2 separate regions of the Homo sapiens genome follow, and region 2 is linked to region 1. Evidence: read pairs that join two places in POLR2A ChIA-PET (ENCODE). Cell type or tissue: PC-9. All regions are shown on one strand. Links, peaks and the distances in the headings refer to the core of each region. The heading gives the core; the rest is flanking DNA.

The links. ChIA-PET counts read pairs that join two places held together with the same protein. Peaks named below come from ENCODE experiments on the same cell type or tissue, not always from the same donor. Only the 100,000 strongest peaks of a DNase experiment are listed, where the experiment ranks them.
Region 2: POLR2A ChIA-PET joins it to region 1 with 5 read pairs; 2 of 35 experiments call an interaction of 5 or more read pairs at or near these places.

Annotation. Positions count from the first base shown.
Region 1 is chr6:142,513,644-142,522,503 of GRCh38, reverse strand. No RefSeq gene overlaps it. Among named protein-coding and RNA genes, the nearest start is that of ADGRG6, 220 kb to the right of the region's middle. In PC-9, for the core only: no CTCF peak of the experiment used is centred there; a DNase peak (open chromatin) is centred at 4,293.
Region 2 is chr6:142,183,456-142,191,455 of GRCh38, reverse strand. It overlaps VTA1 (vesicle trafficking 1), which reads right to left. Exons shown (of 8, transcript NM_016485.5): 5 at 1,922-2,030. Among named protein-coding and RNA genes, the nearest start is that of VTA1, 40 kb to the right of the region's middle. In PC-9, for the core only: no CTCF peak of the experiment used is centred there; no DNase peak of the experiment used is centred there.

The DNA.
Region 1 (8,860 bases), core at 339-8,338:
TTAAAACAAAATTATAATACTGTAAAAAGCCAGCCTTAGGAAAAAAGGAAACCCTCAAGTGGGATTTCAAAATCAAAGCAGTGAGTGTCTACGCCAATGCCAAGGGATACCTAACCCAGAAAAAAGCTCTAAAGACAAACAAACAAAATTTTAATGTCCTCACAGGAAATACCGAGCCAGGATTGTCTTAGTTTCCTAGAGTGTCATGACAAAGCACCACAAACTAGGTATCTTAAAACAACAGCAATTTATTCTGCCACAATGCTGGAAGCCAAAAGTCTGAAATCAAAGTGTTGTTGGTAGGGTTTGTTCCTTCTAGAGGCCCCGAGGGAGACTGTCCTGTGCCTCTCTCCTGGCTTCTGGTGGTGGCTGGCAATCCTTGGTGATCCTTGTCTTGGAGCGGCATCACTCCAATTCCTACCTCCATTGTCACATGGCCTTCTTCACTGTCTCTCTCTTTCCCTCTGTTTTAACAGCTCCCTTCCCTTGTCTTATAAAGACACCAGTCATTGGGTTTAGGGCTCACCCTAATCCAATATGTTATCTTAACTTGATTACATCTGCAAAGACTCTGTTTCCAAATAAGGTCACATCCATTAGCTCTAGGGGTTATGAATTGAACACATCATTTTAGAGGACACAATTTAACCCACAACAAGGATGTGAATATGAAATTTGGTCCCAGAGTAGTAAAATGCCTAAAGTACCACATAAAAGCAAACATGAAACCTCTCACTAGAAAAATCTCCACCAACCAAGGCACGTGGGACTCCAATTAAAACATACACACAAACACACACACCCTCCTGAAGAGAAGCTCACAATAAAAAAAATACAAAGCATACAGAAAAATGACCTATCTTGAAAAGGAAGAACAAGTACAACAATAAAGAACAAACATTTGAAATAATAAAAAATATCCCAAAGGTTTGCAATGATAAAAATAGCTCTGTAAAATAGTAATTGAAGTGTTTAAGACATATAAGAAGAAATAGAAAATAAAATTAAAGATGCGGCCACAGTAATGTGGACTTGGAAAAGAGAAAGTAGATATTGTGGAAATAAAAAACATACTTACTTATTAAAATTAACACAATAAATTGGTTAAGCAATAGATTAGACATAGCTAAAGAGAAAGATCAGTATGTTGGAAGATGAATCTGGTCTAAGTGCTCAGAAAAGCAGCACAAATAAAGAGAATAAAAAACATATTAAAGACAGTATAAGGGGCATGGAAGACTGTGTAGAAAAATTCAATATACATCCAAAATAATTGCAGAGAACAAGAAGAGAATTAGTGTAGATGACACAATATTTTTAAAAATAATGCCTGATAATTTTCTAGAATTAAGAAAGGTCATGATCCTCAGATTGGTTCTTAAGTATCCCAGATGCATTATAAGGAGATTGCAGAACACCAAAGACAAAAAATGAATCTTAAAAAACAACTTGAGCAAAGGAACAGATTGCCTGTAAATGAATAGCAATTAGACTTGCAGCAAAGTTTCTCATAAGTGAAAGTAAAGGCCAGAAGGCAAGGGTACTTTAAAACGTTATGGTAGTCCTGGAGAAGATAACACCAACTAACATTTACATAGTGATCTAGTATTGAAAAATGGGGGTAAAAAAGACAAAAGGTAAGAGAATGCGTCACTAGCAATAGAAAAGCCATAATTTAAGAAATAAAAGGAAACTCAGAAAAAAAAAGAGTAGGCATGCAAAACAATAAATATTATAGTAAAGAAAACTCATTAGCAATCTCATGTGATGAACATAGATATAAAAACAATGCATTAAACATTAGTACATCAAATCTAGCAATGTACCTTAAAAATACATATGACAAAGGGGGTTTATTTTGGAACTACAAGGTGACTTAATATTAGAAAAGGTAGTAATTTAACACATTGGCAAACTAAAAAGGAAAGACATAACACTGTACTTAAATATAGTTGGTATAGATAGAAAAAATATTGGATTAAATTCAACCTCTAGAGGTGATTAAACACCTCCTCCTACACACACATTTACCCAACTATGAATAAGACAGAAACCCCTTAAACAGCTGAAGAATACCTACCTAAAACCAACAGCAAACAACATATGCTGTGAGTGAAATGTTGAAGTCCCAACTAACACAACGATGTCAATTTACAAACTTATGTGTTTTAATTTTTTATATTGAACTAATTTTAAACTTATAGAAAAGTTGAAAAATAGTATGGAGAGTTTCTTTATATTCCTTACCTAGCCTCCCCAAATGTTAACCTCTTATATGATCAGAGTATGATTATTAAAACCTGGACATTAGCATTGGTACGATACTATCAGCTAAAGATCTTAGAGCTTCACAAGTTTTCTCCTAATGTCCTTTTCCTGTTCTAGTTTCCTATAGAAGATTTTACACGACATTTCGTTGTTAGACATAATTACCTCTAGAAGTTTGGAGTCATTCCCCAGCGTTACCTTGCTTTCCACGATCATGACATTTTTGCCAGGGTTGATCAGTTATTCTGTTGAATCTTCCTCAGTTTGGATTTTTTCTGATGTTTTCTTATGAGTGGATTGATGTTATGCATTTTTGTTAAGACTAACAGAAATAAGGTTGTATTTTTCTCAGTGCTTCATACCACGGCATTCAGTATGTCAATATGTACAAGCTATATTATTAAGATTTGTAATGAAGGTTAAATACATAAGGAGATACATTACATCCATGGATTCAAAGAATAAATGGTTAAAATATAACAATTCTCTTTAAAGTGATCTATAAATTCATGTAATTCCCATCAAATTCTCACCGTACTTTTTCATGGAATTAGACAAGCTGATTCTAAAAAAACTTGAGAAAAATAAGTCATCAAGATAAACCTATGCAATTCTATAGGAGATTTTTAAAATAAAGCTTTAGTAAATAACACTGTGATGCTTATGCAGGGATAAGCCCTGCAACTGAAAAAAAAAAAAAAAGAATTCCAAGAAACAAACTCACATATTTTGAGTACTTGATACAGGACAAAAATGGTATTAAAACTCTAATGTGGATGGAGATGATGGTGGACAGGAGGCGGAACTAGATTGCAGCTCTGACTCGGACAACATGCAGCATGTGGAGGCTTGCCTCATGAACTTTTGCTCCAGAACGACTGTAGGAATATATTAGGAAAACTGAGGGAACCACAGATCCTCTGAAGGAAGTGGATTGCTCCTGTAGGACCCTGAAGACACCCCAAATACTATGAGTGCCCAAACTGTGGAAGTGGGAAAGGGAGATCATCTGCCCCAAACATACATCCCGACTGGGGAACCTGCAGGTCTAGATTAAGGGAGAAGATTCTGATCTTACCTGGAGCTCAGTCAATTTAGAGAGCAGAGTGAAATACAGGGTAAAGAAGGCAGCAGGAAAAGACCTGTTGGCTCTCAGGGTCCCTTAGCAAGCCATTTCTGCCTTGCCTCACTGGAATCCCTGGGGACGGTGGATAGAGGCACTGGGAAAAGGCCAGAGGGAGAAGGTAACCTCCAGCTGAACTTTGTAATAACTTAAACCGATTGAGAAGTCTCCTGGCCAGAACTCGGGGGAGGCTTTGAATCCAGTGTACAAACTCCACAGGAGGGGGAAGAATAAAAGCCCTACTTGGTTTTGCAGCTGGGAGTCAGGTAGCCTGTGGCACATTCTCAGCCCTGCTCACCCACTGCTTGGAAACAGTCTTGGTGCTGTTGGTCGGGGCATAGTGGGAATGAGACCAGCCTTTTAGATTGTGTGGGAACTGGGTGAGACCTGTGACTGCTGGCTTTCCCCCACTTCCCTGACGACCTACATTACACAGTAGAGGCAGCCATAATCCTCCTAGGAACATAGCTGTTGACCTGGGAACCTCACCCCCATCCCCCACAGCAGCCACAGCAAGACCCATCCAAGGAGAGTCTGAGCTCAGACATGCCTAGCCCTGCCCCCACCCAGTGGTCCTTCCCTACCTACCCTGGAAACTGAAGACAAACAGCGTATACTCTTGGGAGTTCCAGGGCCCCCACACCAGCTGTTCCTCCCCATACTACCAGAGCTGATGCTGTCTGGAAAGTGTTGGCAGGAGGCCAACCAGCACAAAAATAGGGCATTAAACCACTGAAGCTAGGGTCCATCAAAGAGTCCATTTCATCACCCTGCCACTTTCCCCAGAGCAGGCGCTTGTATCCATGGCTGCAGGACCCACAGACGGTTCATATCAGAGGACTCTGTGCAGACAGTCCCCAGTACCAGCACAGAGCCTGTTAGACTTGCTGGGTGGCTAGATCTAGAAGAGAGATAACAATCATTACAGCTCAGCTCTCCAGAATCCACATCAAGAGGAAAAAGGGGAGAGTACTACATCAAGGGAACACCCCATAGACAAAAGAATCTGATCAACAGCCTCCAGCCCTAGATATTCCCTTTGACGGAGCCTACCCAAATGAGAAGGAACCAGAAAATCAACTCTGTTAATATGACAAAACAAGGTTCTTTAACACCCCCCAACAATCACACTAGCTCACCAGCAATGGATCCAAACGAAGAAGAAATTTCTAATTTACCTGAAAAAGAATTCAGGAGGCTAGTTATTATGCTAATCAGGGAGGCACCAGAGAAAGGTGAAGCCCAATTTAAGGAAATAAAAAATAACAATAATACAATAAGTGAAGGGAGAAATATTCAATGAAATAGATAGCATAAATTAAAAAAAAATCAAAACTTCAGGAAACAATGGACACATTTATAGAAACACAAAATGCTCCAGAAAGTCTCAGCAATAGAACTGAACAAGCAGAAGAAAGAACTTCAGAGCTCAAAGACAAGGTCTTTGAATTAACCCAATCCAACAAAGACAAAGAAAAAAGAATAAGAAAATATGAACAAAGGCCAGGCGTGGTGGCTCACCCCTGTAATCCGAGCACTTTGGGAGGCCAAGATTCGTGGATCATGAGGTCAGGAGTCCAAGACCAGCCTGGCCAATATGGTGAATACCCTGTCTCTATTAAAAATACAAAATTTAGCTGGGCATGGTGGTGCATGGCTGTAGTCCCAGCTACTCAGGAGGCTGAGTCAGAAGAATCGCTTGAACCCAGGAGGTGGAGGTTGTAGTGAGCCGAGATCACACCCCTGCACTCCAGCCTGGGTGACAGAGCAAGACTCTGTCTCAAAAAAAAATAAAAGAAAATATGAACAAAGCCCCCAAGAAGTCTGGGATTATGTTTAATGACAAAACCTAAGAATAATTGGTGTTCCTGAGGAAGAAGAGAAATCTAAAAATTTGGAAAACATTTGGGGGAATAATCGAGGAAAACATCCCCCGCCTTGCTAGACATCTAGACATTCAAATATAAGAAGCTCAAAGAACACTTGGGAAATGCATCGCAAAAAGATCATCCCCTATGCACATTGTCATCAAGTTAACTAAACTTAAGATGAAAGAAAGAATCTTAAGAGCTGTGAGGCAAAAGCACCAGGTAACCTATAAAGGAAAACCTATAGGATTAACAGCAGATTTCTCAGTGGAAACCCTACAAGCTAGAAAGGATTGGGCCCTATCTTCAGCATCCTCAAACAAAACAATTATCAACCAAGGATTTTGTATCCAGTGAAACTAAGCTTCATATATAAAGGAAAGATACAGTCTTTTTCAGGCAAACAAATGCTGAGAGAATTCACCACTACCAAGCCACCACTACAAGAACTGCTAAGAGGAGCTCTAAATCTTGAAACAAATCCTGGAAACACATTAAAACAGAACCCCTTTAAAGCATAACTCTCACAGGACCTATAAAACAAAAATACATTCAAAAAAACAAAAGCAAAAAACCAAGGTATACAGGCAACAAACAGCAACAAATGAATGGAATGGTACCCCACATCTCAATACTAATATTGAATGTAAATGGTCTAAATGCGCCACTTAAAAGATACAGAATTGCAGAATGGGTAAGAATTCACCAACCAACTATCTGCTGCCTTCAAGAGACTCACCTAAAACATAAGGACTCACTTAAGGTAAAGGGGTGGAAAAAGACAATTCATGCAAATGGACACCAAAAGTGAGCAGGAGTCACTATTCTTATATCAGACAAAACAAACTTTAGAGAAATAGCAGTTTAAAAAGACAAAGAGGGACACTATACAATGATAAAAGGCCTTCTCCAACAGGAAAATATTACAATCCTAAACATATATGCACCTAACACTGGAGCTCCCAGATTTATAAAATGATTACTAATAGATCTAAAAAATGAGATAGCAACACAATAATAGTGGAGGACTTGAATACTCCACTAACAGCACTAGACAAGTCATCAAGACAGAAAGTCAACAAAAAACCAATGGATTTAAACTATACCCTGGAACAAATGTACTTAACAGATATACACAGAACATTCCACCCAACAACCACAGAATATACATTCTATCCAACAGCAAGTGAAACTTTCTCCAAGATAGACCATATGATAGGCCACAAAACGAGCCTCAATAAATTTAAGAAAATTGAAATTATGTCAAGCACTCTCTCAGACCACAGTGGAATAAAACTGGAAATTAACTCCAAAAGGAACCTTGAAAACCATGCAAATACATGGAAATTGAATAACCTGCTCCTGAATGATCATTGGGTCAAAAATGAAATCAAGATAGAAATCAAAAAATTCTTCTAACTGAATGACAATAGTAACACAACCTATCAAAACCTCTGTGATACAGCAAAGGCAGTGCTAAGAGGAAAGTTCATAGCCCTAAACACCTACATTAATAAGTCTGAAAGAGCACAGACAATATAAGGTCACACCTCAAGGAAGTAAAAAAACAAGAACAAACCAAACCCAAACCCAGCAGAAGAAAGGAAATAAGAAAGATATGAGCAGAATTAAATGAAATTGAAACAAAAAATACAAAAGGTAAATGAAACAAGAAGCTGGTTCTTTGGAAAGATATATAAAATTGGTAGACCATTAGCAAGATTAACCAGGAAAAGATGAGAGAAAATCCAAATATGCTCAATTAGAAATGAAACAGGAGATATTACAACTGACACCACAGAAATACAAAAAATCATCCAAGGATACTATGAACACCTTTATGTGCATAAATTAGAAAACCTAGAGGAGCTGGATAAATTCCTGGAAAGATACAACTCTCCAGCTTAAATCAAGAAGAATTAGATACCCTGAACAGACCAACAACAAGCGACAACATTGAAATGGTAATTTAAAAATTACCAACAAAAAGAAGTCCAGACAGATGGATTCACAGCAGAATTCTACCAGACATACAAAGAAGAATTGGTAGTAATCCTATTGACACTATTCCACAAGATAGAGAAAGAGGGAACCCTCCCTAAATCATTCTATGAAGCCAGTATCATCCTAATACCAAAACCAGGAAAGGACATGCCAAAAAAGAAAACTACAGACCAATATCCCTGATGAATATAGATGCTAAAATCCTTAACAAAATACTAGCTAACCAAATTCAACCACATATCAAAAAGATAATCCACCATGATGAAGTGGGTTTCATAAAAGGGATGCAGGGATGGTTTAACATATGCAACTCAATAAATGTGATATGCCACATAAACAGAACTAAAAACAAAAATCACATGATCATCTCAATAGATGCAGAAATATCATTCAACAAAATCCAGCATCCCTTTATAATTAAAACTCTCAGCAAAGTTGGCATGCAAGGGACATACCTCAATGTAATAAAAGCCATTTATGACACACCCACAGACAACATAATACTGAATGAGGAAAAGTTGAAAGTACTCCTTCTGAGGACTGGAACAAGACAAGGATGCCCCCTCTTACCACTCCTCTTCAACATAGTACTGGAAGTTCTAGACAGAGCAATCAGACAAGAGAAAGAAATAAAAGGCATCCAAATTGGCAAAGAGAAAGTCAAATTGTTGCTGTTTGCTGATGATATGATTGTTTGTCTAGAAAACCCTAAAGACTCCTCCAGAAAACTCTTAGAACTGATAAAAGAATTCAGCAAAGTTTCCAGGTACAAAATTAATGTACACAAATCAGTGGCTCTTCTATATACCAACAGTGACCAAGTTGAGAATCAAATCAAGAACTCAACACGTTTTACAATAGCTGCAAAAACAAAACAAACAAACAAAATACCCCCAAAAAACAAAACTTTGGAATATACCCAACCAAAGAGATGAAAGACCTCTACAAGGAAAACTACAAAACACTGCTGAAAGAAATCACAGACAACACAAACAAGTGGAAACACATCCCATTCTCTTGGATGAGTAGAATCAATATTGTGAAAATGACCATACTGCCAAAAGCAATCTACAAATTCGATGCTATTCTCATCAAAATATCACCATAATTCACCACAGAATTAGTAAAAACAATCCTAAAATTCATATGGAACCAAAAAAGAGCCTACATAGCCAAAGCAAGACTAAGCAAAAAGAACAAATCTAGAGACAGCACATTACCTGATTTCAAACTGTATTAGAAGGCCATAATCACCAAAACAGCATGGTACTGGTATAAAAATAGGCACATAGACCAATGGAACAGAATAGAGAACCCAGAAGTAAACCCAAATATTTACAGCCAACTGATCTTCAACAAAGCAAACAAAAACATACAGTGAGGAAAGGACACCATATTCAACAAATGGTGTTGGGATAATTGGCAAGCCACATGTAGGAGAATGAAACTGGATTCTCATCACTCATCTTATACGAAAACTAACTCAAGATGGATTAAGGACTTAAATTTAAGACCTGAAGCTATAAAAATTCTAGAAGTTAACATTGGAAAAACCCTTATAGACATTGGCTTAGGCAAGGATTTCATGACCAAGAAC
Region 2 (8,000 bases), core at 1-8,000, 330 kb after region 1:
AAACAGATCAACGTGATAATCAAAATGCACACTTCCTACTTTCAAAGGCAAAATGTTAAAGAGTTTTAAGATTAGAGAAGTTACTGATATGGAAAGAATGCCGAAAACCCCAAATTGACAATTTATTAGGTATTTCAATATACCTAAAATGCAACATCTAAAATAGTCCCGAAAAGTAAAACAGCTAGTTGGTTTCACAAAAAATTTCCAGGGTGCATTTAAAGACCAGATAATTCCACTGTTCCAAAGCACAGAAAAAGACTAGAAATATTCTGAGTATATTTATGAAGTAAGCATAACATCATAACATTGATACCAAAAAGGAAAACTGTAGACCATCTTTAGTTATAAATGTCAACATAAAAATCCTAAATGATATAGTAGTGAACTGAACCTATCAGTATAATAAAAAAATAATATATCATGACCAAGTGGGGTTTATCACACAATGTAAAATTGGTTCAATAATAGGCAATCTTTCAATATAATTCATTATAATAATAGATCTAAAGAGATTAATTAGATTGGGGTTGGCCAACTATGGCCAGTGGGCTGGCAGGCTGTTAACTGTAAATAAAGCTTTACTGGAACACAACCACACTCATTTTTTTACATATTATCTATGGCTACTTCTGTACTACAACAGCAGAGCTAAACAGCTGCAACAAAGACAGTATCATTCATAAACTGAAAATATTTATTATCTGATCCTTTAAGAAAGTTTACTGATGCCTGCATTGGATAATTATCTTCACAAATGCATAAAAGTGTGTAACAAAATGCAAGGATCGTTTGGAATTTTCTCAGTTCCAAGAACAGTGGTCGTTCTCTTTATAACCATCTATTTACTACGTCTAATACATAAAAAACAAGTAAGTGAAAAAAGGTTTCCCTTTTCTATTACACATTAACTGAAAGGCCAAGTAAAATAATGAGACCTTTATTTTTTCATGATTAAAATTTGTAAAACGCACTGTGTGATGGTAAAATTTTCCTGTACATATTAAGTTAAAAAAAAACATAGCCAGGTACAGAACAGTATGTATATTACCAGTTGTATGAAAAAATGGAGCATATATGTTTCTACTTGGTAGTAAATTCATAAAAAATGATCTCTGTAAAGATACACAAAAAAAACTAAAAATGCTTACTTGAGTTTTGGTAGGATCTGGGAAGACGGGGGATGTGGTAGACAGGAGAAATTCACTTCATATTTTTTATATACTCTACAATTTTTTTGAACCATGTGAATGTATTACTAACTCCGCAAATAACCTACATAACTCAAATAGATTTACAAAAAATGATACGGTATTCTTCGTGGTTTGAAAACATTTTATAAATTATAAATGGATTGCCTTTCCTATGTAACAGGAATGAAATCTGATTAAAAGTAGGAGGCCAGGTACGGTGGCTCACGCCTGTAATCCCAGCACTTTGGGAGGCCAAGGTGGGCGGATCACAAGGTCAGGAGATCGAGACCATCCTGTCTAACACAGTGAAACCCCGTCTCTACTAAAAGTACAAAAAAATTAGCCAGGCGTGGTGGCAGGCGCCTGTAGTCCCAGCTACTCGGGAGGCTGAGGCAGGAGAATGGCATGAACCTGCGAGGCGGAGCTCCCAGTGAGCAGAGACTGCGCCACTGCACTCCAGCCTGGGCGACAGAGCGAGACTATGTCTCATTAAAAAAAAAAAAGCAGGAGACAGATAAGTCACTTTGTTGACATGGACAGGTATTACAGCAGTTTGACCTTTATTTCTATTTCTCACTGTCCCTAAGTTTATGATTTTATACTTAACTTTCATTGATTCTGGGCCTGATGAAAACAAAACTGTATTGTTCCCTCCAAAAACTTTGAGTAATCTACTGAATAATTATGATTCTACTAAGTCCTTTTACTCAGAATAAATAAATACATACCATTATCTTCTTCAATTCCAACAGGGCCTGCTTGAGGAGTCTCCCCATTCTTTAAACAATTATGGATGTATGTTGCCTTCCATCTGGCATACTTCCTGTGTTTCACATTCTAAAAGAGAGCATTTTTATATCAACATTGGACTATGGTAAAGAAGTAAAAAGTAAACATTTATGATGACCTATATCATATTTCTGAGATAAAACCTATTTTTGCAGATTACAGCTCTAAAAGAAACTGGCAATACCCCACCCTATTGCTGGAATCCACCAAGTATTTAAGGCTTGACAGAATTCATGAAAAGCTATTGTCCTCAAAACATACGCCCAGTTCTCTTTTATCATATAACATTTCAGAAAGGATATGCAACGGAAAAACAGGAGTGTCCTTCCAGCAAAATTTGCAACTCTTCTGCACAGGGGAGAAATAGGCTAAAGTAGAAATCTAAGACTAAATATAAAAATAACAATAGATTGAATTATTTTCACTAAAGACAAAAAAACAGAACTGTACAAATCAAGAAAAAAATAAAAAGAAAATTAAGATGTGGTGGTTAAAGCAAATGCTAGACTGATAGGCAGGTAAACCTGACTTTTTAACTAGTCACATGCTAGTTAACAGCTCTGAACCTCAGTTACCCTGATTCTAAAAAGGGAAAAATAATACCTCATTGGGTTAACTGAAAAGATCATGAAGAACCTGTTAGCTGCCTCTTCTTCTATGTCTTAAAACTAATGTAACATGATATGCTAATGTTACAGGATGTAAGATAAAAATTTGCATTAAAAATATAAAAATCTCTTAGAATTTTGGATGTGCTAGTGATTTTTAGTTTATATTTTCCACTGACCTTTATAGTGGCATCGTTATCACTTGGGAACTTGTTAGAAATGCAGAATCTTCAAGCCCACCCCAGATCTACTGAACCTGATCTACAAGTGCCAGCCTGCACCTGCACTACAAGACCACCAGGTGATTTATACGCACATTAGCGTTCCAGAGCGAACGTGGTTTTACTATTTGAAAACAGGCACGGTGGCTCATGCCTGTAATCCCACCACTTTGGGAGGCTGAGGCAGGCAGATCATGAGGTCAGAAGTTCAAGACCAGCCTGGCCAACACAGTGAAACCCTGTTTCTATTGAAAATACAAAAATTAGCTGGGCGTGGTGGCACGTGCCTGTAGTTGCAGCTACTCGGGAGGCTGAGGCAGGAGAATCACTTGAAGCCAGGAGGCAGACGCCACTGCACTCCAGCCTGAGCAGCAGAGAGAGACTCTGTCTCAAAAAAAAAAAAAAAAAAAAAAAAAAAAGAAATAAAGAAATAGAGGGCTAGGCACAGTGGCTCATGCCTGTAATCCTAGCACTTTGGGAGGCCAAGGAGGGTGGATTGCCAGAGCTCAGGAGTTGGAGACCAGCCTGGCCAATATGGTGAAACCCCGTCTCTATGAAAAACACAAAAAATTAGCCGGGCATGGTGGCACACACCTGTAATCCCAGCTACTCAAAAGGCTGAGGCATGAGAATCACGTGAACCCAGGAGGCAGAGGTTGCAGTGAGCCAAGACTGCGCCACTGCACCAGCCCAGCTCCGGACCTCCTCCCGGCCAAAAAAAAAAAAAAAAAAGAAAGAAAGTATCCTTTTGCAAAGATCCACGAAGTCACTGATAAGTACAAATGCAGCAGGTGGTCCAGATACTTAGTTGAGTATTCTATAATGTGAGTCTCTAGATACTACTACAGGCAGCTTCTGTACAGAAAACTAAAAAAAAATTAACCCCTAAATTACTAAATTTGTATCACATTTCCTTATCAAACACTCCTCTTACATATTCAATTTAAAAATCTATACATTGATTCTGATTTTCTTCCAGGTATGACATTTTGCTCCACTTCACAAATGAGCTTTCCAACAGAAGTATCCACATTTAGTCTTCACTACTTCACCACTCAGTTCACTCTGTGGGGTGGGGAGGGTATATTTCTTTTCTGTATAGTTCATATTCTCCAGTAACACAAAAGGTCAGGGAATTTGAATATGCCTGTGTCTTTTACTGGCAGGGAGCCCACATGCGTCAGCCTGTTCCTCACTTAAGTTGTCAGTTCATTTGAGGAATTGCTCTTGCTAATATCAACTGCCTAGTCTACACTAGAAAATCCAAGGGACACTTTTTAGGTATCATCTTACCAAACTGCTACACTCTGTAAATATATTAAAAGCCCTGGACTATGCCAATCTTTGTGAAACCTTCTCTATCTCTAGTTTTTGTGACACTCTATTCTCTTGGTTTCTCTCTAACCTCCTTTGGCTCCTAATCCTCTAGCTGACCTTCAAGTAATTTTAAATACTCTGTCCTAGGACAGAGTGCAAAATAGTGGGCGCAATCAATAATAACTCATATAGAATTTTAAATATGAATTATGTTTTATATATCCAAATATGGGAAAAGTTACATAAAAGCCAAATTTCTAACTTCTCTTTTAAAAATGAAATATCTGGGCCCAGATTTATTTAGTAATAATTATCTGAGCTGAATGAATAGAGGCAGTTCCCTTCAGATAATGTATGTTCATTCATTCTCCCTCTCCTCCATCTCAAGTTCATACATCATATCAGTTGCCATTTATTATCTCACAGTGGGGCTGTCTTAAGCCATTACACCACCTACCAGATTCATACAAACATCATGATCCTGCCATCTAGCTTTTTTTTTTAACCTCTTCATATGCCTTCCCATAGCTTTAAATACTATTGATAAATTTATTATTCTTAAATTTATGAATCTAGCCAGAATCTGCTTTGACAAATACCCGACTATGTGACATCACCACTTGGATGTCTCACATACAATTAAAATTAAAACTGTTCTTTTGATCCCCCTACCACCTCTCCTTTCCTCTGGGAACTTCACTCTCAAGTAAATGGGAGGAGTCATTTTTAACAGCTCTCTCTATACTTTGCCTCTCCCCCCACTCCCTTACCTAATTCACCAAGAATCCAGTTGATTTTCCTTTTGAAACATACCTTGATTGGTCTTCATCTCCCCATTTTCACTGAAATAGCCCCCTAATTTGTCCCAACTTCTATTCTTGCCCTAGCCCCTACCACACCTTCCTCATCTAGTGCTCTGAGTACAGTGATCTTTCTAAAATATAAATCCATTCGTGTCAATCTTTTCATTTAAAATGCAAAATAAACTCTAACTTTGGATACAAGGGTCTACTCTACCTGGTTCTTGATTGTCCAACCTCTTCTCAATGTCCCTATCCCATTCACTGACTACTACCCAGCTATGCATTTTTTTCTGTTACTACACATGCCATGGCCCATACAACCTGTTTGCCTATTGTCTTTTTTCTTCCTCACCCAGCTAACCCACCCCTACTCAGCTCATTCCTCATATGCCAGATCAAATGCCACTTCCTCAGAAAGGTTTTCCTGATGTTCCCAATCAAAGGTCAGACTCTCCGGTAATCTTACATCTTTTTTTAAAACAACATTTATCATAGTTTATAATTATATAAGGATGCTGACAAAGTGTCCTCCCAGACCCTCAAAACACCCACATACCTTACAATATAAGCTCATTAAAAGCAGAGTCTATCTGTTGTTTATACCAAGCACTTGGCTTTGTGACCAGTATGCAGTAGTTGCTCAGGAAGTATACATATCTCCAATGTATGAAAGCTTAACTGATTCTAACTGAAATTTCTGTGGTAGTACAAGAGATCATTATTTCTGTGGTATGTAAGTGGCTATTGGATTTAGGAAGTTCTGTTACGTTTATGATACAGTTAGATAGAATGACTTGAAATTTCCAGTGTTTTAGGCCTACAGAAACAGCAATATCCTGTGGTTCACCTTTTTCTTCCTTTTTCATTTTTTCAGAGCAAAGAATATGTGCTAAAGCACTGACTTTTCCAGATTATTTTTAATTTTTCAAAATCCTGAGCAATTAGAATTGAAGGGCTACAAATGCTGGATTAGTATCAGATTTGAGTCTCTATGTTCACTTGAATTCAGTATCTGCAAAATGACATTCTTTTAAAATGTTTATTATTAACCTATGCTCCAGCAATGAAAACTAATGAAGGTAATTAATTACCCTAAATTTTTAAACTTTCCCTCTTTGGGGAAAAACATAAGGTATGTATAGTTAACCTCAACATACTTTTAGGCTCTGTAAAAGTTTGCTGTTAATTAAGACCTTTAATTAGCAATATGGGATATATAAAATAAGTCAATACATTATTTCCACCCTTAGGGAGCTACTCATCTGGCTATCGATATGAAATTAAAATACAAAGAACTGTTACTATAAAAACACTTAGTAGGAAGTATTAAACCTGTTTCCTATAGTAAGTACATGGAACAGTTCAGAGAATAAAGAAAAAACAGAATAAGGTAAAGGAAATGATACTTTAGTTTGGCCATGCAAGATGGGTAAGATGTGAAAAAATGGAAGCAATAACAAGATTCTGGAGAGAAGGAAAAGTACAAGCAAAGATAGAAATAAGGAAATACTTGGAGAATAAAGATAAATAAACCAATATGCCATGGATAGAAGATACATATTAAATGCTAGTTGGATACGTAAGATAAATCCAAGACAAGATTAAAGTCTTGGACTGACATCTTTATAGCATTCTACAGGTTATAAAGCATTTCCACACATTTTCCTCTACTTGGTCTTCATCAAAACCTCGAAATTTAGGCAGGTCACATTTTACTCACACTAAGGCTTTGAGACATTATAAGACTGGCTCAATGTAAATACAGTTTAATCTGGCATTCAAGGCCCTCTACATTGTGGACACTCAGTCTTATTTCCATTTCCCTCAATCAAGATTGGATTCCTGTCTTACCTGCATTCTCTTCTTATGCTATTCTCTCTTATCTAACATGGTTTCCTTTCTGCCCAGTCTCTTTTCCTCCAAGGCTAAGTGCAAATGTTTACTCCCTATGAAGCACCCTCATTTCCAGTAAGTCAAGTTATTTATTATTTACTCAAGTCAGGTACTATGCTAAGTGCTGGGGATACATGAGATGAATGAGTCAAGCATGAGTTTTAGAGTCTAATGTGAAACCACGCAATAACTGACATCCCTAAATGTGACACGTGTCTTATCTGAAGTCCCTATTTCTTCATCCTTCTTTCTTGGGATTCTATAATCTTATCATTTTAGAGATGAAGAAATGTCATTACAAAAGTAAAGTAATTTACTGAAGGTCATACTGTTTTAGTAGTAAAGTTAGCCACTCATTCAGGTCTATCTTGGTAAACTACAATTACCACGCTGCAATTTGCAACTCAGATTAAAATAGATGAAATAACAGAAAATAAGCCTTAAAGATCAGCTACTTAATGTTTATCAATGCAGAATGTACCTTTTGGTAGTTACGAAGAAAACTATTTTACAAGTAAATGAAGAAATTGCTAAGGAAAGTTTAAACTGCCTTCTTTGAGGGTCTTTAAAATTAGGCTAAATTTTCTTCTATCTGAAATAATTTAATCCTGTCTAAAGACTTAGTAGAAAAGTTGTAATGACTTTAGAAGGTTCTTTCAGTCCTAATATCTAAGCATGAGCAGTGTAGAGAAGTTTAAACCAATTTGAGTTTCTGCATTAGTATGTGAAATTTAAGAAACTAAGTTGAAAAGGGCTCAGTTTAGTAAAGCAACGTATTTAATTTTTATTTCATCCTGTTTCCAAAACATCCCTATTCCTACAAACTGCTGCATATACTATTTAGCAGAAATTTCCGGCAGTTGTAATTCCACTAATTCACTTTTCAATGTTGTTTTCTTTAAAATAAAGGATGTAAAGGATGCTGGATACTAAACAATATTTTAAAAGGAAATTTTCAAGATGTATTTTTGAAATTCATTAACTCCTTTTGGCTGATTAAACATCCTTTCTAAGAGACAGGAACTGCAAAAAGAACTTTTACTTTTGTCCTTGGCCTCTAAGTTCCTGTTTTGTTATTAGATTGATGAGAATCACTGACAACTGCAAATTTTGGCCACTTAAGAATTAGCATGAATTTTCATTTAATTTTTAAATCACTTGCTACACTGAAGCATG